Linked DNA regions of Homo sapiens: all the other regions are linked to region 1. A link is a contact called in ENCODE Hi-C data. All regions are on one chromosome and are shown on one strand. Each heading gives the region's core, a stretch centred on a gene start or an enhancer-like site at or near the end of the contact. The rest is flanking DNA. Distances are from core to core; before and after follow the strand shown.

Region 1 (4,566 bases), core at 400-2,899:
GACTATAGGAGTGGTCTTCTGAAGCAAAACGAGTTTTATAAAAATGATCTTTTAAAGTTTTTGCAGAGACTGTTAGTTTGGCCCAATCCTAGAATTATGAAAAAAGGAAAAAAAAAAGCCTCATTTCATTATAGTTCCTTTATTTCTTGGTCCAAGGTTTCCTCCCTTTTCCTAATTAAACTTTGTGATATGTGACATCCTTTTACTCAAAACAGGATTAAGTATCAAGAGAATGAAATTGTGATCCTAGCTCTACCAGTGAAGACCTATAAAGCTTTATGAAAATCAGTTAACCATTCAGTGGAGCCTTAACGTAATTCCTTAATCTGAAAAATGGGCTTATTTTAGCCTAACAACCCCATCAAATTATTATTATTATTATTATTATTATTATTATTATTATTGAGATGGAGTCTCTCTCTGTCGCCCAGGCTGGAGTGCAGTGGCGCGATCTTGGCTCACTGCAAGCTCCGTCTCCCGGTTTCACGCCATTCTCCTGCCTCAACCTCCCAAGTAGCTGGGACTACAGGTGCCTGCCACCACGCCCAGCTAATTTTTTTGTATTTTTAGTAGAGACGGGGTTTCACTGTGTTAGCCAGGATGATCTCGATCTCCTGACCTCGTGATCCGCCCGCCTCGGCCTCCCAAAGTGCTGGGATTACAGGCGTGAGCCACCGCGCCCAGCCGAAAATCATCTCTTAAGTGTTTCATTTGTTGTTATTAAACAGTATTTTTAAATCAATAATGCTTAATAACAATGCTTTATAAACAGCAACAAACATTCTTATCATACCTTGAGAATACTAGAAAGAGAAAGAAAGAAAGAAAGAAGAAAGGGAGGGAGGGAGGAAGGAAGGAAAGAAGGAAGGAAGGAAGGAAGGAAGGCAGGCAGGCAGGGACGGAGGGAGGGAGGGAGGGGAAAGAAGGGGGAGACCGGGAGGGAGGAGGAGAGGAAGGGGAAGGGAGAGGAGGGGAGGGAAATAGGAGGGGAAGAAAAAGAAAGAGAAAGAGGAGGGAAGGGAGGGAAGAGGGGAGAGGAAAAAAGAGGAAGGGAGAGAGGGAGGGAGGTGGGGGAAAGGCCCCGTTAGGGCCAGCTTCATGGGCATGCAACCCCTGCAGTCTCTTGGGGCCCCACACTTAGGCCTTGCACTCAATTTAATTCTCTGCTGTCACTGTCTTGAATTTTTTTTTTTAACAAGGAGTCCCACATTTTAACTTTGCACTGGGGACCCCAGATTATGTAGCCTGGCCTAGGCCCAGCCATTCTTCCCTCATAACCCTGTGAGGAAGTTATTGAGGGACCCCTTTGCAGTGGAAGCTAGACAGCATTCTGACTAATTTGATCCTACAATTTCATTTCTGCAAGAAAAGCTTACCATTAAGGAACTTCATTCCAGTTCAACAAACACTAAAAACCAATCTTTGGAACTGCTCCAAGTCCTAAGTCCCTTCGTATTTTCAGTTTACACATTTTGAAAAAGCCCAGGCCACAAAGCCAGCTAGAACATTTTAAATTATGGGTGTGGCCCAAGTGTTATTTTTAAGCCATTAAATGAGTTCTTTCAAAGTTTGAACTCTTGCAAAGTTACTTCTGTGCCGAAAGCTTTTTAATGACCAGAAAATGGGAATTTGCAATAAAAATGTTGACACAAGCCCACTCCAGGGCCAGAGTTTCTCTGCTCTAAGCGTAGTACACGGGCAATATGGTAATAAGGGCAACACCACGTAACTGACAAGAAGCAGAGTCTCTGAGCAGGCAAGAAGGTCAGAGTTTGTCAGTTTATAAAGCTGGGTGGATTAGTCACTGGATCTCACTGAATATTCTCGTCAATTCTGTTGGCCGGTATTGCCTCATATTTATAATAACCAGGTATCTTCAGATTTTACTTGTCTTATTATAGTTGCTTCAACGTGGAAAAGACAATGGTGTTGGGCTCTGTAACTTCTGCTTGCTCAGAGAAAAAGTTTCAAAAAGGATGCTGACTGGATAGGCTCTGATCTTCAGAAATTGTCATTATCATGGTGATAGCGTTTGTTGAGTTAATTTTAGAAACTGTTGAGGTCTCTTTCTCTCTCTTACAGATTTCTTACTTTTTAAAAATATCTTGGAAATTTGGAACTACTTTAGTATTTTTTCATGATTTTGTTCTTTAAGATTCAGAAAGCAAGTGCTGGGTACTTTCCTTCCATCTTCAGTTGTGCAGAGCTTAAATGGCATTGGTGCTTTTCCTTAACAGCAATGACAATGGCTTAATTTATGTGGTGCTGCATGTTGCCAAGCCATCTCAGTTTGTACCCCCTCCACATCACCAATGATGGCACATCTCACAAACAATACTTGTTAGCGGCTGGGACCGATTCAACAGATGGAGTCCAAAACAGTGTTTACACAAGTTCTATAAAAATAGTGGTTTTAAAAACACATTGGCAATTTTATGGTAGATTGAAGAAGAAAAAAGAAACTACTTATCATTTAGATTAGTTTTTCCCATAAGATTGTGAAAATGTTATGGGAGATTAATCTCAGATAAAAAAAAAAGAAAGAAAGAAATACCTGGTAGGGATTGGAAAAATGGGTATTCAAATGGAGGACAACCTTTGAGATAGATACAGAAGGTTGAATGTGAGACTTTGGTTTAACCAAACTGCTTAACATTTACAATAAAATCAACACTTCTTAGGCAACAATTGGTATCCATGCCATCCATTGGAGTTAAACGATTATCATCACCATATAGATTTAACAGACAGTTGAGGGACTGTTTTATAACCTCACTATTTTGAAGCCACCCCATGACTCAGACGCTAAGCAGGACTGTATGTAACCAAAACCTCCTAGAATTTTAAAATTTAAAAAAACTTTAGAAATCATCTAGTCCAGCATTATGTAACAGAACTTTCTGCAGTGCTGGATATGGTCTAAATATGTGTGGTCCAGTATGATTATCATTAGTCATATGTGGCTATTAGGCATTTGAAATGTGGCAAGTGTAACTAAGATATTAAATTTTATATTTTATTTAATTGAATTCATTTAAATTTCAGTGACTGCATGTGGCTAGAGCCCATGGTGTTAGGCTGCACAGGTTCTAGTCCAATCCCTATTTTGCAAAAGAGGAAATAGAGCCTACAGTGTTTCAGGGCCTTGCACAGTGTCTCACACCGACTTTGTGAAAACCAAATAGTAGGCCGGGTGCAGTGGCTAACGCCTGTAATCCTAGCACTTTGGGAGGCCGAGGTGGGTGGATCATGAGGTCAGGAGATCGAGACCATCCTGGCTAACACGGTGAAACCCCGTCTCTACTAAAAATACAAAAAAATTAGCCAGGCGTGGTAATGGGCACCTGTAGTCCCAGCTACTCGGGAGGCTGAGGCAGGAGAATGGCGTGAACCTGGGAGGCGAAGCTTGCAGTGAGCCTGGGCAACAGGCTGGGCAACAGAGCAAGAAAGACTCTGTCTCAAAAAAAAAAAAAAAAGAAAACCAAATAGTATCAGAGCGAGGGAGCCAACTCCCAGTCAGGTGTTCTGTGTGCTCACGTAGTAGTACCCACCTCCTGGTCCACAAACTTGCAGAGTGGCTCAAAGTAAAGTGAGAGAGATGAGGGCGGTAGCTTATATTTTTCGTAAAGTTCCCATGAGTCAAGTTTTAAGTTTTTATAGATTTCTATTGGTGTTATAGTTCTCTATGCTGTTATATACAAATTCCAAATATAAGTTTCAAACTGTTGAATAGATGAGAAAAGTTAAAACTTGGCAAGTCAATGTTGGTCTCCCATTTTTTTTTCTTTTTTAATTTTACTGGCCTAAGAAAACTAGTTCCAAAGTCTTGGAAACATGTATTAAATCCCACGTGGGCAGCTCACTATAGTCTGGTATAGCCCCTTCTAATTATGTCACAATTTCTTAGAAAGCAACCATTTCTTCTACCTGTCTCAAAACCTCCACAATGTATATAAAATTGCAAGACACATAATAGACATTTAATAATTTCTCACTGAATAGAATTAGATTTTTAAAATGATGTCCTCATAATACAAGCATGCAAGTTATCTGAGAAGACGAATATTTTAAGCTATTGTCAGTCATTAACTCAAACTGGTTATACCATAAGAAGTAATCTAAATGTATATCTCTTGCTATCATAAAGCTCTTTTGCCCATATGCTGCCATTTAATCTTAACAATATTATGAGACGTAAAACAGAAAACTGCTTTAATTCTTGCGTTGCAGTCAGAAACTGAATTCAGAAAGGTTAAGCAACTTGCCCAAGGACTCACAGGTAGTAAAGATGGAACCAGGACCACTGCAGCTGCAGTATTCTAATTCTGTGGCCAGTTCTCTTTCTAGTATCTATCAGAAAGAAGAAGTGAGATGATAACAGCAATGCAATTTCAGTAACCTTGAAATTAACAAACACATGTATTGAGTACCTTCAGTTTTCCTGGTACTGGGTAGTGTAGGGAACACAAAGACAAAGATTCAGAGCCCAATCCTCACAGTAATTCACCTGAAAGAGCAGGCACTATGGAAAGAGGACACAGACTGATGAGTTTGAATGACAGAGGG
Region 2 (4,556 bases), core at 401-2,900, 440 kb after region 1:
ATGATAAGTAATTAAGTACCAGGCGTGGGAAGCCAGTGAAAAGGGTCATGTTAATGCAAGAGAGGAAATTAAAAATGCAATAAAATAAGTTGCCTAGAAAAGATTAAATAAACTTCTGGCTTCTCCTTCTTCCAGACGTAAAAGAACAGTTTCCCCATTCTTGTAGTGAAGCCATGGCAGGCCATTCAACAGCTGGTTATCAAGTCAGACAGTACCAAGTGATCCACTTGCTTTCTACCTCCATCCCCATTTTATCCTGCAGGATTTCAGGCAGAGGGTGTGGCTCAAAGTAAAAGGCATTTTGGGTCACCAAAGGAGAAGATGAGCCCCTTGGAAAAAGGAAACAGTTGGCCATCACAGATGGATACCTTCCACTGGCTAATTAAATAGGACTTTGGTTGCTGTTGCTAAAGTACCACTTGTTTATAAAACTGTGTTGACCAATCTGGGTTTTTTTCTTGCTTCTGGAAGAAAAAGAGAGGACAAGATCAGTGCCTTTTCCAGTAGAGCAGAATAACCTTCTCATGTTGTTGGCTTCCCCAGCAGACTGCAGACTCCTGGAGGGTAAGACCACGACTCTGTGTTATTAGACACTGTAGCCCTCACACCTAGCCCTGCACAGAGGCCGTGAATGTTTAATAAACACTGGTTGAATAAGTGAATGAATGAATGTTCAAAATAAACCATCCCTAAGCCAAGGAGCAGTTTGTCCAAGAGCCCTGTCACATCGCTCCCCATCCAAGCAGCCCTGCCACCCAAACGCTGGCCCACTCAAAAGATGTAAGGGCTTTCTGTCATTCACTTACTGAGAAAGGCACTGATTCCTTCTTCAACATATCATCATCAAAAGGAACAGAAATTTGAAGCTTTAAGGAAAAAAAAAGGTCTTTGCAAAAAAAATCATATAGTTGGTTGTCAGACTCCTGTTTAGGAATTGACTAGGAATCCCAGCATCTCTTTTGAGCATTAAAGACACACAAAATGAATAAGGGCCTTCTTGGCAAAAGAAAAGGGACTTATATTTGGATCTCCAAAGCTCTTAAATAAGAGCAATTTTGATTTTTTTTTAAAGTATCTTAGTGAAGCTCTCAAACCACTGAAGATTTTTTTCTTTCAAACGTTTCGAACTCGTTGATCTCAAGTCTCTCCAGACCTCCACATTCCCTAACTGTTCTATGTGGTTAATCCCTGAGTGGGGGGAATCTAATTTTCTGCGGCTGCAGTCTCGGGTTAACAAGAAGGCAACCTTGATCTGAAGAAAATAGCAACCCACGAAAATCTAAACCTTGGCTGGCGATTTGGGGTAGCTTTTCTTGTTTAAGTTTTCTCCCCTTTTTTCTTTAACAAGTTTAAGAAACAAGTCATAAGGCAGAAAATCTAGGGTTTGGCTGTCTCTGCCCTGTTTTAAGGCTCCTTCTGAATTCAAATGAATCATTTCCTTTTACATAAAATCTTCAACGAGGCCACACTTCTTTTGTTATCAGAGTGTTGTCATCGGCAAGCCTGCTCGACTCTCATAAAGGCAATTTAGTACCTGACATTCGAGCAACGTGTGCGCGGGCCTGGATTTGCCTTACAAATAAGGGCTGCCAAGGAAACCTCTGGGGAGGCCGGCGGCCCTGCTCGGGGACACCTAAGGTGCATCTTTCATCAACTTCTCCGACAGGCCTTTGCTTCCCAGGGCGTGCTGTTCTGTACACAGCCGCCTTCCCCTCCCGAGAAAGTTCAGGACGGCGGCGGGGCCACTCTGCAAGCTTATCCTGACCCCCAGCGGTCGACCCTGTCATCGGGCCCGCACCGGGTCCCTCTCTCGCTGCCGGGCAGAGGCGAGCACCGCCCTGAGGTTCCCTGGATCCCAGGGACCCAAGCACCATTCGCTTTAATTGACAATTAAAACAAACTTCGGTTCTCACAAGAATCAACCGAGTGAAATTTCACAACTGCAAGTTTCACAATTCAATTCCCTTGAAGCAAAACCAACAGTTTCCCTGAGGTTTCACTCCACACCTCTCCATTTGTTGTTTAACTTCCCCCTCAAGTTTCTCTTCCCACACACAATTTTATTTTCAAGTCAGTCATGGAAACAGTTTAATTATGTTTCTGGGGGTCCCCGCATCCTCCCTGCCCCGGTGCTGAGTCAGCGCTTCCGCGAGCCCCAGGATGAGGACTCCAGCGAGCGCATGTTTATTAACAGAGCAGCGTGGCGCTCCCAGCGACCAGGGGGGCCCCCCCGAGGTGGCTATTTATGGCTTCTGCCCACCGGCCTGCCTGTTCAAGCTGTTTCATATTGTCAGCCACCGGAATCAAACAACCTGAAATAAGGCCTCCGCGGCCACGAATAGAATGCAGTCAGCAAACAACGTCCGACCCCGGCGGTAGAGTCGCCGGATTTAGCAAGTAAAAATACAAGATGCCCAGTTAAGATTGAATTCAGATAAACCACAAATACATTTTTAGTATAAGTATGTCCCAAATATTGCAAGGGATATGTTTGTACTAAAACATATTTGTGGTCTATCTGAAATTCACATTTAACTCGGGGCCTTCTATTTTATCTGGCAATCCTACCCAGTAGAGAAAGGAGAGGTTCTGTTTTATGGTTTTACAGCTCAGCTTCTGAGCAGATCGGGATAGTTCAGGGGGCCTGGGCCTCTCCTAAGAGTTAGGTGAGACTTATTTTTAAACGGTAGGAAAATAGTCCGAATGTGGATTCTCGGAGCCTCTCTGGAGGCTCAGACCTCCCTGGACATTGCCCCCCTTCTCAGTCCTACCCTCTTCTCTCCCTCCCTGTCTCTCTCCACTGTGGAGGCAGGACCCTGTCCTGAAGGGTCCCGTTCCCACGGTCAACCTTCCCAGTCAGCCTCAGGTGTCCTAGCTCGCAGATGTTGAAGCAAAAGTCAAAACCAAGGTAACTCTTTTTAGGGGGTAATAGATTTAACTGCAGCTGGGTCTTCAAGGGACAGGAGTAGCCATATTCTGAACTGCTATTTGTATCTACTGAAATGTAAACATTAAAAAAATTTAAAAAAAAACAAGTTTGAATTACTATCTTCCTTTAAAAAAAAAAAAGGCTACGGCCTTGGGAATACTGTACATATCTGTTACCGACAATTCTGAAAACCACCTCTGCAAGCCTGTCAGTTAAACCAAATGTTAAATGGAAAATATTTGGCGGGATTTAAAATTAGACCCGCACACATTACTTACAGATGTTTCCATGCAAAACACTTGAAACTGAACCACACCAAGTCATAAACCCCACAATGGTGTATTTTTTATACCCCAAGTTAATTTTTATTATATAAGTAGCCATATGAAGAAGGTATTGCATACAGCTTAAATTAAATACGGAGGAATGAAATCAGCAGTATCCCTTTACAGCATATGGCCCAGCAAATCAAATTACAAAGCTTTCCACATCTCATTAACTGCAATGAGTACAGTGAGTTTTCTAATAAGTCACATCTTTTTCATGTGAGTGGTGAGCAGTGACTTATTGTAAGAATTCACAGGATGACCCTTGTGCTGAAATTAAGAACTAATCTAAAATGGGCAGGGTCATCTGGTCAAGACTGATCATAACATTTCCTCATTATTGTTTTAGTTGGCATTGAAGCATATGTTTTCCTGGTGCCCCAGCTGAAAAATGCCTTTGATAATTTCACTGACAGCAAATAACCCACACACTGCCATTTAATGAGTTTGGGCAGGATTAGCTGACAATAAAGAATATAGTATAAATGTTTTTATTAGAACAGATTTATTTTTTAGCTGGGAAAAAAAAAAGAAGTCACATGGAAATGCTGAGCTGATTTCTACCCTTGTGATAGCGATCGCCCTGTTAGTGATGCAGGTGAAGAGGCAGAAGCTGCACGAAGCCCAGGGCTGGCCAAGACAGTGCCTTTAGGCTACAAATGGTGAAAGGCAAATTCCAGCTGGAACCTATACTCAGATGTCTGGTTCCTCCTTTGCACAACAAGAAAAAAAATACTTCTACAATTGCTCATCATGTGGCCTTTGGTTGAGATGAATTACCAATTTACAACCTCTTGTGTTTGGAGAGAAGCAAACTGTGCTCTTTTGAGGCAAGAATCAGGAACCTAAAATCATTTAAGCTTTCTTGTTTATAAGGCCAGAGTGAGGCCAAAAATCCATTTTCCTCTGTGCTCTAAGCCCTTTCAATGACGAGTTTCTCACCATCTGCACTAATAAATATGGACTGGTGTGTGTATAACCATACACTGAGGAGAAGGGAAGAGTGAAAGGATTTTAAATGATTGCAAATTGCTCTCCTGCTGAGATAACAGCAGTTTGCATGTGAGCCTCAGTTGTCACACATTAAGAATGGGCATTTGGCTTCTTTTCACACAGCTGCGAGAGAGAAGGGGTAAGTTTCAGAACAACTAGAGAGAAAAGCGGTCTGTTGTTCTTAGGGAGACAGGCTTTCTAGTGGCATCTTGCCCAGAAGCTCTTGCTTCGCAGCTCCAACCATGGGGACTGGAGACAGGATAAGCAGACCAGTCCCCAGAGCTGGGAGCAAGGGGAATCACTGAAGC
Region 3 (4,325 bases), core at 78-2,577, 470 kb after region 1:
CAAACCGTGATTCTAAGGTTTCACTGATCCCTTAAAATCCAGTTTTAGTGCTCACAAACCCCATGGTGATAACAAAAGAGCCTTTAAAAAGGATTTATCCACCTATAAAAACCATTAGATTTTATTTGGGGCTGTGGGCAAAGAACACCAAAGCAAACGTGTTGGAACATCAAACCTCCTTTAAAATTTAGGGCAGCAGGGACAGAGGAGAAAATCTGCACAGGGCAAGGAGGGACAACTTACAGATTCCATGGCTGGAACCAGACTGCGGGACACTATTTATCTGCCATTGGCTTCCTGGGGGATAATTGCCTCCTGACAATTGTTTAGACTTGATAAATACATGAAATGGGACCGCCAACAGTTTATCTGGCTACCAGTTCAGATCCGGACAGAACCAGATGAAGAAGTCAGGCATATTTGCAATAACCTCAAAGATAAAACCTTCCTATCAGAGGCAGCTTATCTCCTCCTCTGGGTCATGCTGCCTAGTAACTGCCACCTCCAAAAGAAGGAAGGGGAGAGCACTTCTAGCAGGGGGTTCACAGTGGGCCTTGCTTGCCTTGAACTCCCCTTCCTGCCCACACGACAGGCCACCTGTCTGGCAGCAAGGGAGTGGTACTGTGCCCTGATCTGGAAGGCTTAGGAAAGATGTTGGCAAGGAAAGTGGAAGTAATGAGCAACTAGATCCCAAAGCCAAGGTCACCTAACTCTGAGATGAATGCGTTCCTTGTGGGCTCTTCCTCTGTTTCACATGGACAAGCTAAAGGAACTTCAGGCCTCCCCAGCAAAGATAACACCATGAATCGCAGCTCACAGGAGCTGGGACCCTGCTGGGCTACATACTCACCCCATGACCAAAGGCAAGTGGGACCTCTGGGCCTCAGTTTCCTCACCTCTCAGGGGTTTGAGCTAAATAATCCCTAAGATCCTACTGAGCCATTTTATGGACTGGAATCAAACCAGCCAGACCTCTTTATGGTTTAAAAGAGGCCAGAGGTTTCATCGAAGAACCATCTCCCTCCCTTACATTTTTCCTCAGCCCGCTTGCTTTTCTCTTCTCCCTCCCCGACACCTCTCATTTGCCGGCCACAAACCTCCATCCTCCAACTCCTTTCCAACGTCAGTAGCTGGCTCCACCAGGCTGGCTAAGGAGCGAGGAGACCATCACCTCAGAAAGCAGCCCCGCTGGGAGGTCCACGGAGCAGTTCGCCGAGCTGTGCACAGGCCCTTTATTTTCCATCTGTCAAGAAAGGAAGCTGCCTGTTGCTTATTTCCTCCTCCCACTCTTCTCCCTTCCCGCCAGCAGACTCTTCCACTTTCAAAATATTCTGATGGGGGATCACAGGAGTTTTCCTCAAACAAGATCACTTGGGGTCAACTACTGAGCAACTCCCAGCCTCAGCCCCACCCATTCCCTCACCCTCCAGCTTGAGCAATAGCTCCAGTTAGTAAAGCAGTTGGATCAACAGGACAACAACCAAAAGTGACCTTCTACGTCCTAAAGCCCTTGCCTGACACCACCTCTTTTTTTTTTTAAATTATTCAGGGGCCTTTTGGGGACCCCCAGTTGAGCTGTATTCTGCAGAAAGAACTTCCAAACGAAAGGAATAAGGCATTGTTTTACCAAGAGCCTTTTCTCCCTCAAGAAACACAATGTAAACTAGGAAACTTGCACTTTCTTTTACCTTTGGGTAGATGAGCAGAAGGGAAGAGTTACTACCCAGGGTGAGGTCATTCCTCCATGGTGGTAGAATATCTGGTTCTTTCAGTTTCCCCATGGTGCTGGCCTCACAATAGGTGTTCATGAGGTGCAGGCTAATTGGGTGAGTGGATGCAGTGCTCTGATGGATTTATTCAGTGTACAAGATTGCAAAGCCATGTGCCAGCAAAGGCTTAACCACCCCACCCTACCCTTCAGACCAGCCCCATAGCTTTCCATGTCCCTGTCTGCCCAGCCTCAGGCCAAAGCAAAGGCAGGGATCTGAGCTGTACCCACTGTGAATGCCCATCTCCTGACCCCTGTGCTAGTGTCTTGTCCCTGCATGCCTCGGCTGTCTTCTCTCTGGACTATGATTCATGGCAGATATTAAAAAGGAAACAGCATCCTTCAATTCTTTCTACCATTTCTCTTATCTTTAAAGGGTTCTTATTAAGCAGTATCTTCAAACTTATTTATGTGATGTCATGCTAGGAAGCAGCGTTGTCAATGTGCCACTTTCCATGAGCACTGAATTCAGTAAAAATAAAAGCCAAATAAATGATATATTGTCTCCATGCAGAATCTTCTCTAGTCATGACTAGCTATCCAGATAGTAGGGAATCCCTAAAGATAATCAGATAATGGTGACTTTTGCTTACTGAGGCAAGCTCCCCTTTCCTCTGCGCTTCTGGAGTGATTGATCCAGAGAGGCCAGCTTCTTGCTGGGGCACAGCTGCAATCCGCTGTAAGAAGCCAGCCCAGAAGCGGGGACACAAAATCATGGGGAGCCGACCATGGCCAAAGCATCATGCTATTACCCTTCACTTCACATTTTTTAGCTCTTTTTTGAATGTTATGAAAGATACACAGATGTATATATTTTATGTTTTCATATTAAAATGTTTTCATATTAAAAATCAAAGGGCAGGAGGAAGTGAGGAAGGGGAAGAAAGTAGCATTCAAACGCCAAGCATCATGCTGGGAACTTGGAGTTCTCAAGCCCTCCAGTCTTGGTCACTGGGGAAGGGAATGGGTATCACCCGCTTAGTTCATATTTGAATAACTGCTCATACTTGAAAATGTCTTCAACTGCAACAACATGAAGTGGGGAGCCCCCACAGGATCTCCACGTCTTCCCTGAGAGCTCTTGGACCATGCTCCTTCATCCTCCATGATTTTGATCTTGCAGTTCTGTTTACCTTCAGTGCCTTCTCACTCTTTACACCCTCATCCCAACCCCTTCCACTTTTCAAGACTCATTTAGACATCATCCCCAAGAAAGCTTCTGATTCCCCACTGTCCAGTCCCATCTGGGTGGGTACCCATAGAGATGTCCTGTACACCTTGTCCCCACGTGTTAGAATACTCTGTATATCTGTCTGCTTCCTCAAGGTACTGTGAGCTCTTTGAATGAGAGTCTTGTTCAGGTTTGCATCCCCAGTATCTACTGGTTCAGTTCTAGGCTACCACTTGCCCAAACAACACCTCTGTGTTCTAAGAAAAAGAAGAATGCAGCCCCATCCCTCCCACTCACGCCATACGCACACTGTCAGCCTCCAAGCAAGGCCATGTGACTCCCTTGTTCAAGTCAGAAAAAGGTTCTCCCTCCTCATAGTGGGTGCAGCTCTACAGCAAGGAGCAAGGCGTGGTGAGTAGGAGATGAGCTGGATGTCAGCACCCACTGGGCCCAGGCTCCAGGTAACCTGCACAACTGTATTGGTTGGCTCTGGTTGGATCAATCACTCCATCCAGAGAGCAGTGACCCACTTCTCCTGACCTCTGGCTCAGCTTCCAAGACACCAGGCTGCTTTTCTGCTCTACTACCAGCTACTCCCTCTAACTACAGCTGCTCCATGAGGTAGATAAGCCCCTGTGTCTCTAATGGCACAGTGCCCCATGCAACCCAAACACAGACCCCCAGGAGAGAGAAGCCAGGGAGGTCCTGTTTCTTCCAGGCCCATTGCCAGCCTCTGTCCGGGTCTGGGCACATGGGCTCATTTACATGGCTGGTTTGGAGCCTTTGGCAGATGAAAGCGTGCGGATGGTTTTATATGTGTTGCTCATCATTAAACCTCCCCTTCAGGGTTTCTTGCCGCCTTTGGTTTGTGTCTCAATCTGGAGCAAATTTAAGCAACGGTTTAGGCCTCTGCATTTCCTTGGTTTAATTAATAATTCATAATAAAAATTTAATCAAGGCATAAGCTTTTGTGGAAGGTTATAAAACACTTTTATTTGCCCTGGAGATCAGAATGACCACTTTCTAAATCTGTGAAATGATGGGTTTTTTTCCCAAATGAGGAAATTTTACTCTCAACTGTAAATTTCAGCTGTTTGCCATATGTAACCACAGAGAATCTGTTTATTGACTTAGTATATTAGGAATAGTTAGGCAGGAAGAAAAATAAACCCAAACTCCAGACAGGAGAAAGTGTGGGGAAGGAATGAAGAGTTGAAGTTAGAGTCTAGCAAACCTCTAGCCTCAGAGAATAACGAGAAGAGATAAATGGTAGAACCCATCTCCCAAAGGAGATGATCATGATAGTAACCAGATTGAGAGACAAAGAAACTGGCAGGACAGTCATCACAAGCCATTCAAGATCTTTGGAGACATAAGCAGAGAATG

What was found. A loop is a pair of places that touch in the nucleus more often than their neighbours do. Pooled maps may share reads with other maps.
Region 2: a map of GM12878 shows a loop between it and region 1 (2.7-fold over the local background). The contact joins two enhancer-like sites. A Hi-C loop is called at or near these places in 1 of 168 maps with a recorded cell type or tissue (GM12878), 9 of 37 single-sample maps with no recorded cell type and 7 of 50 pooled maps.
Region 3: a map with no recorded cell type shows a loop between it and region 1 (3-fold over the local background). The contact joins the promoter of LINC01140 here to the enhancer-like site in region 1. A Hi-C loop is called at or near these places in 5 of 37 single-sample maps with no recorded cell type and 3 of 50 pooled maps.

What each region holds. Positions count from the first base shown.
Region 1 is chr1:87,592,101-87,596,666 of GRCh38, reverse strand. No RefSeq gene overlaps it. Among named protein-coding and RNA genes, the nearest start is that of LINC01364, 220 kb to the right of the region's middle. Within about 2 kb of position 1,649, at least 3 of the 41 ENCODE cell types and tissues checked have a DNase peak (open chromatin) inside an H3K27ac peak, as active enhancers do.
Region 2 is chr1:87,149,290-87,153,845 of GRCh38, reverse strand. The region is part of intron 2 of LINC01140 (long intergenic non-protein coding RNA 1140); the gene reads right to left. Among named protein-coding and RNA genes, the nearest start is that of LINC01140, 22 kb to the right of the region's middle. RefSeq lists enhancers at 1,474-2,072, 2,073-2,671, 4,469-4,556. Within about 2 kb of position 1,650, at least 18 of the 41 ENCODE cell types and tissues checked have a DNase peak (open chromatin) inside an H3K27ac peak, as active enhancers do.
Region 3 is chr1:87,126,767-87,131,091 of GRCh38, reverse strand. LINC01140 (long intergenic non-protein coding RNA 1140) reads right to left here and starts at 1,327. Exons shown (of 3, transcript NR_026989.1): 1 at 1,098-1,327.